Linked DNA regions of Homo sapiens: region 1 is linked to region 2. Evidence: chromatin contacts called from ENCODE Hi-C or POLR2A ChIA-PET data. All regions are on one chromosome and are shown on one strand. The core of a region is the stretch at or near the end of the contact, and the rest is flanking DNA. Distances in the headings are between cores, read along the strand shown.

What was found. A loop is a pair of places that touch in the nucleus more often than their neighbours do. ChIA-PET counts read pairs that join two places held with the same protein, here RNA polymerase II (POLR2A). Pooled maps may share reads with other maps.
Region 1: a loop to region 2 is called in a map of transverse colon, with 2.3 times the contacts of the local background. The contact joins the enhancer-like site here to the promoter of LINC00501 in region 2. A Hi-C loop is called at or near these places in 11 of 168 maps with a recorded cell type or tissue (CD4-positive, alpha-beta T cell, CD4-positive, alpha-beta memory T cell, Calu3 and 5 more), 15 of 37 single-sample maps with no recorded cell type and 10 of 50 pooled maps. POLR2A ChIA-PET finds 5 or more read pairs at or near these places in 6 of 52 experiments (CD4-positive, alpha-beta T cell, Caco-2, MCF 10A and 3 more).

What each region holds. Positions count from the first base shown.
Region 1 is chr3:177,209,203-177,215,339 of GRCh38, forward strand. No RefSeq gene overlaps it. Among named protein-coding and RNA genes, the nearest start is that of TBL1XR1, 15 kb to the left of the region's middle. Within about 2 kb of position 2,954, at least 7 of the 41 ENCODE cell types and tissues checked have a DNase peak (open chromatin) inside an H3K27ac peak, as active enhancers do; they include transverse colon, where a contact is called at or near this core.
Region 2 is chr3:177,291,712-177,297,160 of GRCh38, forward strand. LINC00501 (long intergenic non-protein coding RNA 501) reads left to right here and starts at 2,731. Exons shown (of 2, transcript NR_047465.1): 1 at 2,731-2,786. It also overlaps the pseudogene ASS1P7. RefSeq lists an enhancer at 1,961-3,160.

The sequences.
Region 1 (6,137 bases), core at 1,704-4,203, 82 kb before region 2:
GCAGACACCTCTCCAGTGGACTGAGTAGCTTATTGACCTGAGTGGTTCTGGCTGGAGATGCAGACATCAGGGCGGTTTTTCTCAAAGCTGCTAAGATGTGCTGAACACTCCTTATGCCAGCCAATGGGAACACTAAGGTCCTGCCTTCAAATGGGATGGTCTTGCTACAATTCAAGTCCACAGATTCAGGTTGCACCACTTGGAAATGATATGAACTTGCACCCCTCCTACCAGATTGCTGAGACACATGACTGAGCTCAATTTGTATAGTACTCCGTTTTAGCCTGAATCTTTGAATTGTTTTCCTCCTGATGGTGCTTCAATTCATATAGAAATTAACTGTATATTGCTCATGTTTGTGGCTGGCTCTGTAGTTCCAACCACCCCCACCCCACCCCCAATATTGTTATAGCTACTAGAAAGTAAGCCAAATGCACTTTCTGAGATTGTCCCAAATATCTGTTGGTCAGGTAACAGCCATTATAACAACTATCATTTCCTTATGTCAGCATTTCCCAAACTGTATTCCGCTCATAATGGGCACGTAGTCTGTGCTTCTGGAAGTAAAGAGTTCCAACATTAAGGATGTTTGGGAAATGTGACGTTTTTATTTTCCTTGTTGTTGTTGTTTTTTGGGACAAAGTTTTCCTCTTGTCACCCAGGCTGGCCTGCAGTGGTGCGATATTGGCTCACTGCAACCTCCGCCTCCTGGGTTCAAGCAATTCTCCTGCCTCAGCCTCCTGTGTAGCTGAGATTACAGGCCACAACACCCAGGGATTGTGCACCACGACATCCTGCTAATAAATGTTAAATTCACCTTCTAGAGGTCTGCATTGCTTTTTAGCATATAAAATACTGAAAAATCTTGCATTGTAAAAATCTTATCAGCCATGAGGCTGTGGCGGGAGAATCGCTTGAACTCTGGAGGGGGTGGTTGCAGTGAGCTGAGATCGCGCCATTGCACTCCAGCCTGGTCAACAAGAGTGAAACTCCGTCTCAAAAAAAATAAAAAAATAAAAACAATCTTATCAGCCTATTGAACACTTCTTAAAGACATAACTTTTGGCCAGGCGCGGTGGCTCATGCCTGTAATCCCAGCACTTTGAGAGGCCGAGGTGGGTGGATCACCTGAGGTCAGGAGTTCGAGACCAACCTGACCAACCTGGCAAAACCCCGTCTCTACTGAAAAATACAAAACTTAGCTGGGCACGGTGGCAGGCGCCTGTGATCCCAGCTACTCGGGAGGCTGAGACATGAGAATAGCTTGAACCCAGGAGGCGGAGGTTGCAGTGAGCTGAATCGCGCCACTGCACTCCAGCCTGGGCAACAGAGTGAGACTCTGTCTCAAAAAAAATAAAAGACATACCTTTCAAGATCATGCAAAGTTTGCTTTCTGTGGAACACAGTTTGGTAAATTGTGTCTCTATTTGGTAAAATGTTTTTATTTTATTGCTTGATCTTTTGTTTTTAATTTTTTGTAAGATCAAAGCTTGGATATGCAACCAAATGGACTTTTTTTTTTTTTGGTTTTGAGAAAGGGTCTCATTCTATAACTCGGGATGGAACTCAGTGCCGTGATCTCGGCTCACTGCAACCTCTGCCTTCTGGGCTCAAGCAACTCTCCCACTTCAGCCTCCCAAGTAGCTGGGACTACAGGCATGCACCATCACACTCATGTAATTTTTGTATTTTTTTGTAGAGATGGGATCTTGCTATGTTGCCCAGGCTGGTCTCGAACTCCTGTGCTCAAACGATCTCCCCACCTCGGCCCCTTAAACTGCTGGAATTACAGACATGAGCCACCATGCCCAGCTGGACTTTCTGGTAGTTCCCTCCCACTAAACTTGTCCTACCTAGCCATAGGCAGCCCTTCCCTCCCAGGGAAACTGCTTATCAAGGGGCAGAGGACAAGAGAAAGTATGTGTCCTGAGGCAAGGCTCCTTCAAAAAGAGAGGGAAAGTCGCTGAGCACTTGTACTCACTCACGTCCTTCCTATAATCTTGTAAATCACTTGTTCTCTGAGGAAAGGGGGAACCTGCAAAGACTACAGAAAGCTCCTCCTAGGGCATAAGAGCTTTCTCTTTGCTATGGTTTGAATATGGTTTGTCCACACCAGAACTGATGTTTATAAATTTGATCCACAATGGGTTGCGTTGGGAGGTGGTGTCTAGTGGGAGGTGCTTGGCTCTTGGGGGTGGATTCCTCATGAATGGCTCTGTGTTGTTCTCTGGGCCGTGAGTGAGTTTTTGCTCTCTCGAGACTGGTTTAGTTCTTGGGGGAATGGATTAGTTCTCACTAATAAAAGAACAGGTTTTTATAGAGAAAGATGTCCGTCAGGGTTTTACTTCTTCCCCTGTGTCCACTTCCCTTTGACCTTTCTCCACGTTATGATGCAGCATGAAAGCCCTCAACAGCAGATGCTGGCACCATGCTTCTTGAATTTCCCAGCCTGCAGAATCCTGAGCTAAATTAACCTCTTTTCTTTATAAATTACCCAGTTTCCGGTGTTCTGTTACAGCAACACAAAACAAGTACACTCCCCTTTATAGATAGCCTTCTAATATTGTGAGTCTTCATTGAGCAACAAACTAGGAAGACAGTGCGTGCCAGTACTGAGTTAATTATTGCCACTGAACAAAACAAACTTTATTTTATGCATATTTAGCAATAGGTGTAACAGCCACAGGGATAGATTATAGGCCAGAGAAACTGGGTTTTAGACACAGCTCTACCTTCACTGTTGTATGTTCTCAGACAGGCATCAAATGGCTGAGAAACGCAGTTTCCTTACTGATAAAATTGGCCCCACATTAACAACAAATTTCCAGAGTGGATAGTCAAAATACTTATTGACCAGTTCTATATGCCTTGCAACCAATCAGAACAGAGAGCAGAGGGTACACCACACCCAACCATACAGCAAATTGGCAGCCTCCCAGTTCATTTCCCTCACTCAGTCAACATTTGCAGTTGCCTGCCATGTGACGTCTATGTACCGGGGCTGTTGCATGTGTCAAATTAAATGTTTGTGAAAGCAGATCATAACCTCCATACAAAAGCAAGGTGTTTTTAGTCATTATTCTCTGTAGGAAGACACAAAGAGTAAGGGAAGTGGAAGCCTCTCATAACATTTCACCTGTTTCAGTTTTGCCTACCCTATTGGGTGGCCTGGCCTCAGTTTGAGAGCTCACCTCCCCTTGAGCTATATAACAGCCTAAGGACATGGAGAGCTGGGCCAAGACCAGCCAGGATACAGCTTAACCTCAAACCCTCAAACAATAGTGAGAGCTAGCACTGTCTTGAGTACTTACTATGTGTTAGGCCTTGTTCAAAATAATTTCATGCAGATTAACTCATGTAAACCTCACCACAGCCTGAAGTAGGGACTGTTTTTTTTTGTTTTTTTGTTTTTTTTTGAGACAGAGTTTTGCTCTTGTTGCCCAGGCTGGAGTACAATGACGCGATCTCGGCTCACCACAACCTCTGCCTCCCAGGTGCAAGCAATTCTCCTGCCTCAGCCTCCCGAGTAGCTGGGATTACAGGTATGCACCACCACGCCCAGCTAATTTCATATTTTTAGTACAGACAGGGGTTTCTCCGTGTTGGTCAGGCTGGTCTCGAACTCTCGACCTCAGGTGACTCGCCCACCTCAGCCTCCCAAAGTGCAGGGATTACAGGCGTGAGCCACTGCACCAGGCCATGAAGTAAGGACTACTATTATCTCCTTTCCACAGATGAGGAAACCCAACACACATGGATTAAACGACCAAGGTTCCTTAGCTAGTAAATGTCAGAGGTGGATTTTTATCTAGGTAGATGAGGTCATGCCTTTAACTACCACTCTATACTACAAACAGATCCAAGCCTGGCAAGGGAGAAAGAAAACTGTTGAAGGGCTGGCATCCAGAGAGCATTATGGGTCACGAAGGTGAGCCCAGAGTTCTTATAAATCCTCTCTTAGGACCATAGGTGTCATAACCCAAAGGGGTTAACCCAAGGAGCAGACCTCTCCAGTGCTTTTGCAGAGGGTACACAAGAGTGTCCAGAAGCCCCTGGTTGATGGGAACCCCTTCCCCTAGGCGCTGAGAACTGGAATACCCACTGCCTGGGTGGCTGGGGAAGGGCATCTCTGTTCCCTGGCCCCTTAGTCAGGGGAAAGTGAGGAGGGGAAAAGGAGAAGAACCAGAACAGCGGCTCCTCTCTCTAGTTGGGAAAAAGCAGTCAATTCAATGGGTTTGCCTTTGGGTAGGAGGATTAACTCTAATTATGGAGTATATAAACCAGGAGCTGAGGGCTGGGGCGGGCTCCTTTCTAGAGAGCATGAAGAAGGGTTAAAGAGGAGTAAGGCAGAGAAAGGGAGGTGTGAGGGCTCAGAAGCTGGCGCCAGCAAACTTTTACTGTAAAGGGCCAGATGGTAACTATTTGAAGCTCTGTAGGCCACGTTCTCTGTTGTCTCCCTCTTCCCCCTCCCCCAACCATTTAAAAACGTATGAATTATTCGGAGCTCTGGCTTCAGTTGGATTTGGCCTATGGGTTCGAGTTACTGATTTTCTAACCTGAAGAAATAATCTGTCAACCTCCCCATTTTACCTGAGTCTGATCCTGCCCTCCCTTGCAGTGCTGGCCATTTAACTTGAAGTAGGGCCTCCCAAGCAATGAGAGAGGCATTCAGATGAGGAAAGGGGCATAACGTTCTGACTGTGGTGAGGCTTCATGAAATTTCAGGTATGTTCCACTGAGGTACTTTAGGACTAACACTGTTTGGCGACCTGAAGGTTTGCTCTGGGGATTTTTATGCCACACATAGCTGCATGCATGAGCAACTCTGCAAGAATTATGTTTCATGCCACATTCCATTTGGGAACTTATGCCCAAGACAATATTGCAGAGCAATGAAACCCAGCATTACTGTATTCCAGGAAAATGGAGTAGCAACCTTTCTCTCTTAGTAGCCAAAAATGGAATATCTCAATGTCTTCAGGAAGAGCTTGCCCTCAGTAAGAAGAGTTTTACCTGTTGGTAAACCTGACTCTCAGATAAAATGCCATCTTTACAGAGCCTGGCTTTGCAATAAGAATACACAGTTGTAAAACCGGGCGTGGTGGCTCACTTCTGTAATCTCAGTACTTTGGGAGGTCAGGCGGGCGGATCACCTGAGGTCAGGAGTTCAAGACCAGCCTGGCCAAAGTCTTCTCTTCCTACCTTAAATTTGAGCTACTAAGCGCTAAAGCTATTCTTAAATAACAAAAAGAAATGGCTTGAAGGCCAGGAGGTGAGAGGAAGGGAGGGAACTTATAAAACACTTCTTTACCTAAGAATTGATAGAAAGCCATGACTTCCAAATACTTATTAGAACTTTGCAATACATTTAGGCTGGGTGCAGTGGCTCATGCCTATAATCCCAGCACTTTGGGAGGCTGAGGTGGGTGGATCACCTGAGGTCAGGAGTTCAAGACCTGCCTGACCAACATGGAGAAACCCCGTCTCTACTAAAAATACAAAAATTAGCCCAGCATGGTGGCGCACGCCTGTAATCCCATAATCCCAGCTACTTGGGAGGCCGAGGCAGGAGAATCACTTGAACCCGGGAGGGAGAGGTTGCTGTGAGCCGATATTGACCATTGCACCCTAGCCTGGGCAACAAGAGCAAAACTCTCTCAAAAAAAAAAAAAAAAAGAACTTTACAATACATTTAATGTGAGTTAACGTGTCAGGCTACTTGTAATGGAATACAGGGGAAGGTTATTGGTGTAAGGCAAAGGACAAAAGAGTGTTCTTTTTTTTTTTTGACACAGAGTTTCACTCTTGTTGCCCAGGCTGGAGTGCAACAGTGCGATCTCGGCTCACTGCAACCTCCGCCTCCCGGGTTCAAGCGATTCTCCTGCCTCAGCCTCCCGAGTAGCTGGGATTACAGGTATGTGCCACCACGCCCGGCTAGTTTTGTATTTTTAGTAGAGACGGGGTTTCTCCATGTTGGTCAGGCTGGTCTCAAACTCCTGACCTCAGGTGATCTGCCTGCCTCGGCCTCCCAAAGTGCTGGGATTACAGGCATGAGCCACCGCGCTCAGTCAACAAAAGAGTTTTCAACAGGAACATGATATTTGGGAAGAAAAAATAAGAGGGGAGACGGGCTGAGA
Region 2 (5,449 bases), core at 1,481-3,980:
CAGGCATGAGCCACCACACCTGGCCGACATGACATTTTAATGACGGAAATGAAGGCGGTTTGATGGGAGGTGGAAGAGCTCTTTAGGTGGTAGGTGAAGTGACTCTGCCAACTGACAGAGCCACCTCTGTTTGACAATGTCTATGTGAGCCAGGTCCTAAAAATAGGAAGCACTCAATGAGCATTTTTTAGATCAGCTTTTCCCAAAGTCTATTTCATGGAATACTCTCATTAAATGCTGCAAACAAGAAGGGTTCTATGGTCAGATAAGTCTGGGAGACACTTTAACTTCCTCTTGGAGATTCGCAAAGTACAAAGGTGTTAAAGGCTCTAAGAAATCATACAACAAAACAAACAAATTTGTCTGGCTCAGTGTTGCCCAAGCATAGTGAGTGTATCCCTTTAAAAAACATATAACTCTTCTTTTTGTAACTCAATTGTAATACCCCAGAATTAGTATTCTAGGGAACACACCAAGGGAGCCACCATCCTAGATAGTATCATAGACCAGAAGTTACCATTCCTCACCCAAGGCCCCTTTTGTTGTATTCCCCCACAACCTTTCTTATTGTTTTTGAGATGAAGTCTTGCTCTGTCGCCCAGACTGGAATGCAGTGGTGTGGTCTCGGCTCACTGCAACCTCCACCTCCTGGGTTCAAGCAATTTTCCTGCCTCAGCCTCCCCAGTAGCTAGGATTACAGGCGCATGCCACCACGCCTGGTTAATTTTTGTATTTTTAATAGAGACGGGGTTTCACCATGTTGGCCAGGTTGGTCTCGAATTCCTGACCTCGTGATCTGGCCCCCCTCGGCCTCCCAAAGTGCTGGGATTACAGGCATGAGCCACTGTACCCAGCCTGTTCTCCCCTTTTTTCTCATGTTTTGAACATCTTTTCCTAGCAAATAGAAACATATTTATCTCATTCACAGAGATATGTAAACATAGCAATGGATAGGCAATATTCACTGCCACAGGTTCCTTAATTTCAGCTGTTCACCCCTGTGCTTCCCTGCAGGTCAATTCTACTATGGGTATTGTTTGGATATTACCACCTGATAACAGTCTGATCCACAAGTTTCACCAGAGCAATGCCAGGGGTATCATCAACAGCCAATTAGAACTTGGGCAACATGAGCTAGTCAGCTGGAAGACTGAATTGATCTAATTTTAGCACAAAGCAAAGAAATATGATGTTACGGTTAACTTGTGTAAATAGATATATGGTGCAAGTACAATTGTCGTTAGAGTTTTTTTGTTTGTTTGTTTGTTTTTGAGATGGAGTCTTGCTTTGTCGCCCAGGCTGGAGTGCAATGGCGCGATCTCGGCTCACTGCAACCTCCACCTCCAGGGTTCAAGCAGTTCTCTGTCTCAGCCTCCCGAGTAGCTGGGATTACAGGTGACTGCCACCACGGCCAGCTAATTTTTTGTATTTTTAGTAGAGACGGGGTTTCACCATGTCAGCCAGGCTGGTCTTGAACTACTGACCTTGTGATCCACCCACCTCGGCCTCCCAAAGTGCCAGGATTACAGGCGTGAGCCACTGCGGCCAGCTAGAGATTTTAAAATGCTAAAAATAACCCTAGAATGTCTTGCCCACTTCACAGATCCCTCAGAGTCCAGGCATTAGGGGTGGGAAAGTGCCACAGTAGGCTATTCTACAAATGGTATTCTTGTGCCTATATAACATGCATTGATTCTGTAGTCAAGTTTCTATTAATCTAAAGGAGACTGGGTAACTCTCAAGATTTCAAAAAAAGTGATATTACAGAAAGTATGAAAAAGTAAGAAAATTATAAAGCATGGCAAACCCTTTGGTCTTTAAGCAGAAATTTTTATTTTCAGTCAGTTGAATGTAAGGGCTTCAGAAGGATCGTCGATGAATCATGTTGTATAGGTGACAAAGCAATCCTGCGTTCATTATCTCACTTCCTTCTCCCAGGAATCAGGTGATGTCTCATTAGTACACAATCTGAGCACTGAAGAGCGTCACATTCTATAATTTTTAGGAACTTTTTGTTGTAGATGTTAGAAACCCAACATAAACTACCTTATGTAAGAAGGGCAACTGATTGGAAGGATTCTAGTATTTTCTTTTTTTTTTCTCTTTGAGACGGAGTTTCGCTCTTGTTGCCCAGGCTGGAGTGCAATGGCGCTATCTTGGCTCACTGCAACCTCCGCCTCCCGGATTCAAGCGATTCTCCTGCCTCAGCCTCCCTAGTACCTGGGATTACAGGCGCCTGCCACCACGTCCAGCTAATTTTGTATTTTTACTAGAGATGGGGTTTCTCCATGTTGGTCAGGCTGGTCTGGAACTACTGACCTCAGGTGATCTGCCCGCCTTGGCCTCCCAAAGTGCTGGGATTACAGGCACGAGCCATGGCACCCAACCGATTCCAGTATTTTCTTTTGATCTGTTTTTTGTTTTTTAAATAGAATTCTAGGAATAATTGAATAATCAAGACACAGGAAGAGCAGAGATGCAGCTGGGTTCTGAATGCTGAAAGCCAGACACTAGAAGGTTGTCAGGATTCTTCTCATCTCATGTTCCCCTCTGAATGTTGGCTTCACTCTCTCATTTCAGAGTGGCTTTCTTCTCTTAGTGGAGGACATGCTTGCCAGGAGCATGTGAGTTCATATCTATTAATAAATGTGGAGCCAGTGAAGAGAGATTAGTTCAGCTTGCTCGTCATCCCTAGGCTATGAGCCACAAAGCAGGACTGTGGCCCAGCTTAAGTCCAGTGCTAACCTGTGGGTGAATGAACAATGACCGGGGAACAGGGCCCTAAGGTATGTGTAAAGTGACTCCTGTGGTAAAAATGTACCTGAGTGGGAGTTGTGAGAGTCGGGGTGGGGAAGAAATACATTCTTAGAAAAGACGTGTTAGGCAGGTAATTCTATAGGTATGCACTCCATATTTATGCATTCTGGATGGACATATTGTGCATATATTATGGAGGCCTGTCAGCAGAACCCCAAGTCCATGCTAGCTGAATTTATGCTCAACTATATGAGGAGAGTAATTACTTTGTTTTTTCTTTCTTTGAGATGGGGTCTCACTCTGTCACCCAGGCTGGAGTACAATGGCTCAATCTCAGCTCACTGCAACCTCCACCTCTGGGGTTCAAGTGATTTTCCTGCCTCAGCCTCCAAAGTAGCTGGGATTACAGGCATGAGCCACCATGCCCGGCTAATTTTTTGTGTTTAGTAGAGACGGGGTTTCACCATGTTGGCCAGGCTGGTCTCGAACTCCTGACCTCAGGTGATCCACTCACCTCGGCCTCCCAAAGTACTGGCATTACAGGCGTGAGCCACTGTGCACGGCTACATATTAATGGAAACTCCACAGGTCAGTACCTCCAAATCTTCCCCATCTCACATCAAGAATGGCACAGGTTTGTTCTTCAGCTCCTTTTTTAAGGGTAAGACTGGTTAGAAAAGGTCTATAAGGAAATAACTCATGACCTGGAGGAAGAGGAGACATTGTTGTGCCTGGACTATTTCCTTATAAGACAATTGACAATGAGATAAGGATGAGGGCTTGGGCTGGACTTCAAACTCCCACGACCTAGCCGGTTACCTTCCCAGGAAGGTGTATCTGCAGATGTCTCAACTCCTCCTCCAGGAGGGAGGGAGAGTAAATAAAGGTGTGGGAAAGAAAAGCAACAACTCTAGGAATTAAAAGGAGGAATTAGTTGGTAGGAATTGTTTGGTTCCCAGGTAGGTGTTGGGTGTAGCCAGGCCTCCACACCTACACATTAACACACTGATAGGCAACTATAGAACCAGATATCACTTCTTTAGGAATTTGGTGACTTGGGCTGTTTCAATTTTCTCTAATCATGTCCTTTTACTTTTTTTTTTTTTTCTGAGATGGAGTTTTGCTCTTGTTGCCCAGGCTGGTGTGCAATGGCACGATCTTAGCTCACTGCAACCTCTGCCTCCCGGGTTCAAGCGATTCCCCTGCCTCAGCCTCCTGAGTAGCTGGGATTACAGGCATGCACCACCACGCTTGGCTAATTTTGTACTTTTAGTAGAGACAGGGTTTCTCTGTGTTGGTCAGGCTGGTCTCAAACTCCCTACCTCAGTTTATCCATCAGCCTCGGCCTCCCAAAGTGCTGGGATTACAGGTGTGAGCCACCACGCCCGGCCAGAGCATTTTTAAGCTCACAGCAAAATTGAGAGAAAGGTACAGAGATTTTCCATATACTCCCTTCCCATACACATGCATAGCCTCGTCCATTATCAACATCCCCTACCATAGTGGAACAGTAGTTCCCGTCGACGGACCTGCATTGACACACTGTTGTTACCCAAAGTTCACAGTTGCATATGAGGGTGTTGTACATTCTATGGGATTGGAGAAATGCATGACATGCCTTGAATTATTGAACATTATTGAATTATACAGATTATTTTCACTGCCCTAAAAATTCTCTGTGCTATGCCTGTTTATCCTCCCCCTAATCCCCAAGACCTGACAACCACTAACCTTTTTATTGTCTCCATAGTTTTGCCTTTCTCAGAATGTCATATAGTTGGAATCATACAATACATAGCCTTTTCAGATGGTGTTTTTCACTTAGTAATATGCATTTAAGTTTCCTCCATATCTTCTCATGCTTGATAGCTCATTTCTGGTTAGAGCTACTTAATGTTCCATTGTCTAGATGTACCAGAGTTTGTTTATCTATTCACCTACTGAAAGACATCTTGGCAGGGCTTAGTGGCTCACACCTGTAATCCCAGCACTTTGGGAGGCCAAGGCAGGCAGATCACCATAGGTCAGGAGTTCGAGACCAGCCTGGCCAAGATGGTGATGCTACTTGGGAGTCTGAGGCAGGAGAATCGCTTGAACCTGGGAGGCAGAGGTTGCAGTGAGCCAAGTTCTTGTGTGGACATAAATTTTCAGTTCATTTGGGTAACTACCAAAGAGCATGACAGCTGGAGTGTATGGTAAGAATATGTTTAGTTTTGTTGGAAACTGCAAACTGTCTTCCAAAGTGGCTGTACCAATTTGCATTTCCACCAGCAGTGAATGAGAGTCCTCTTGCTCCACATCCTTGGCAGTATTTGGTGTTTTCAGCCTTCCAGGTTTTGTTCATTGTAATAAGTGCGTATCTCATTGTTGTTTTAATTTGTATTTCCCTGATGACATATGATGTGGAGCATCTTTCATATGCTTATTTTCCTGTAAATCTTCTTCCTTTTTAAATGTATATTTTTAAAATTGTCATTTTATAGCTCCCCACTGCAGCTGCCCCCAACCCTTCCCTTCGCTGACCACTTTTGCAGGCTTCATGGGGGACCAGGGAACAAGGCTGGAGCCTGGCAGCCTTACTACGCTACCAGCCAGGGAGAACAAGTAGCAATTAGAAATTATTACAACAATTAGTGCCCGTACTTGGGGGCTCTGCAAAGTGAGGAGGCCCCAGCTCCTCATTGTACAGGGG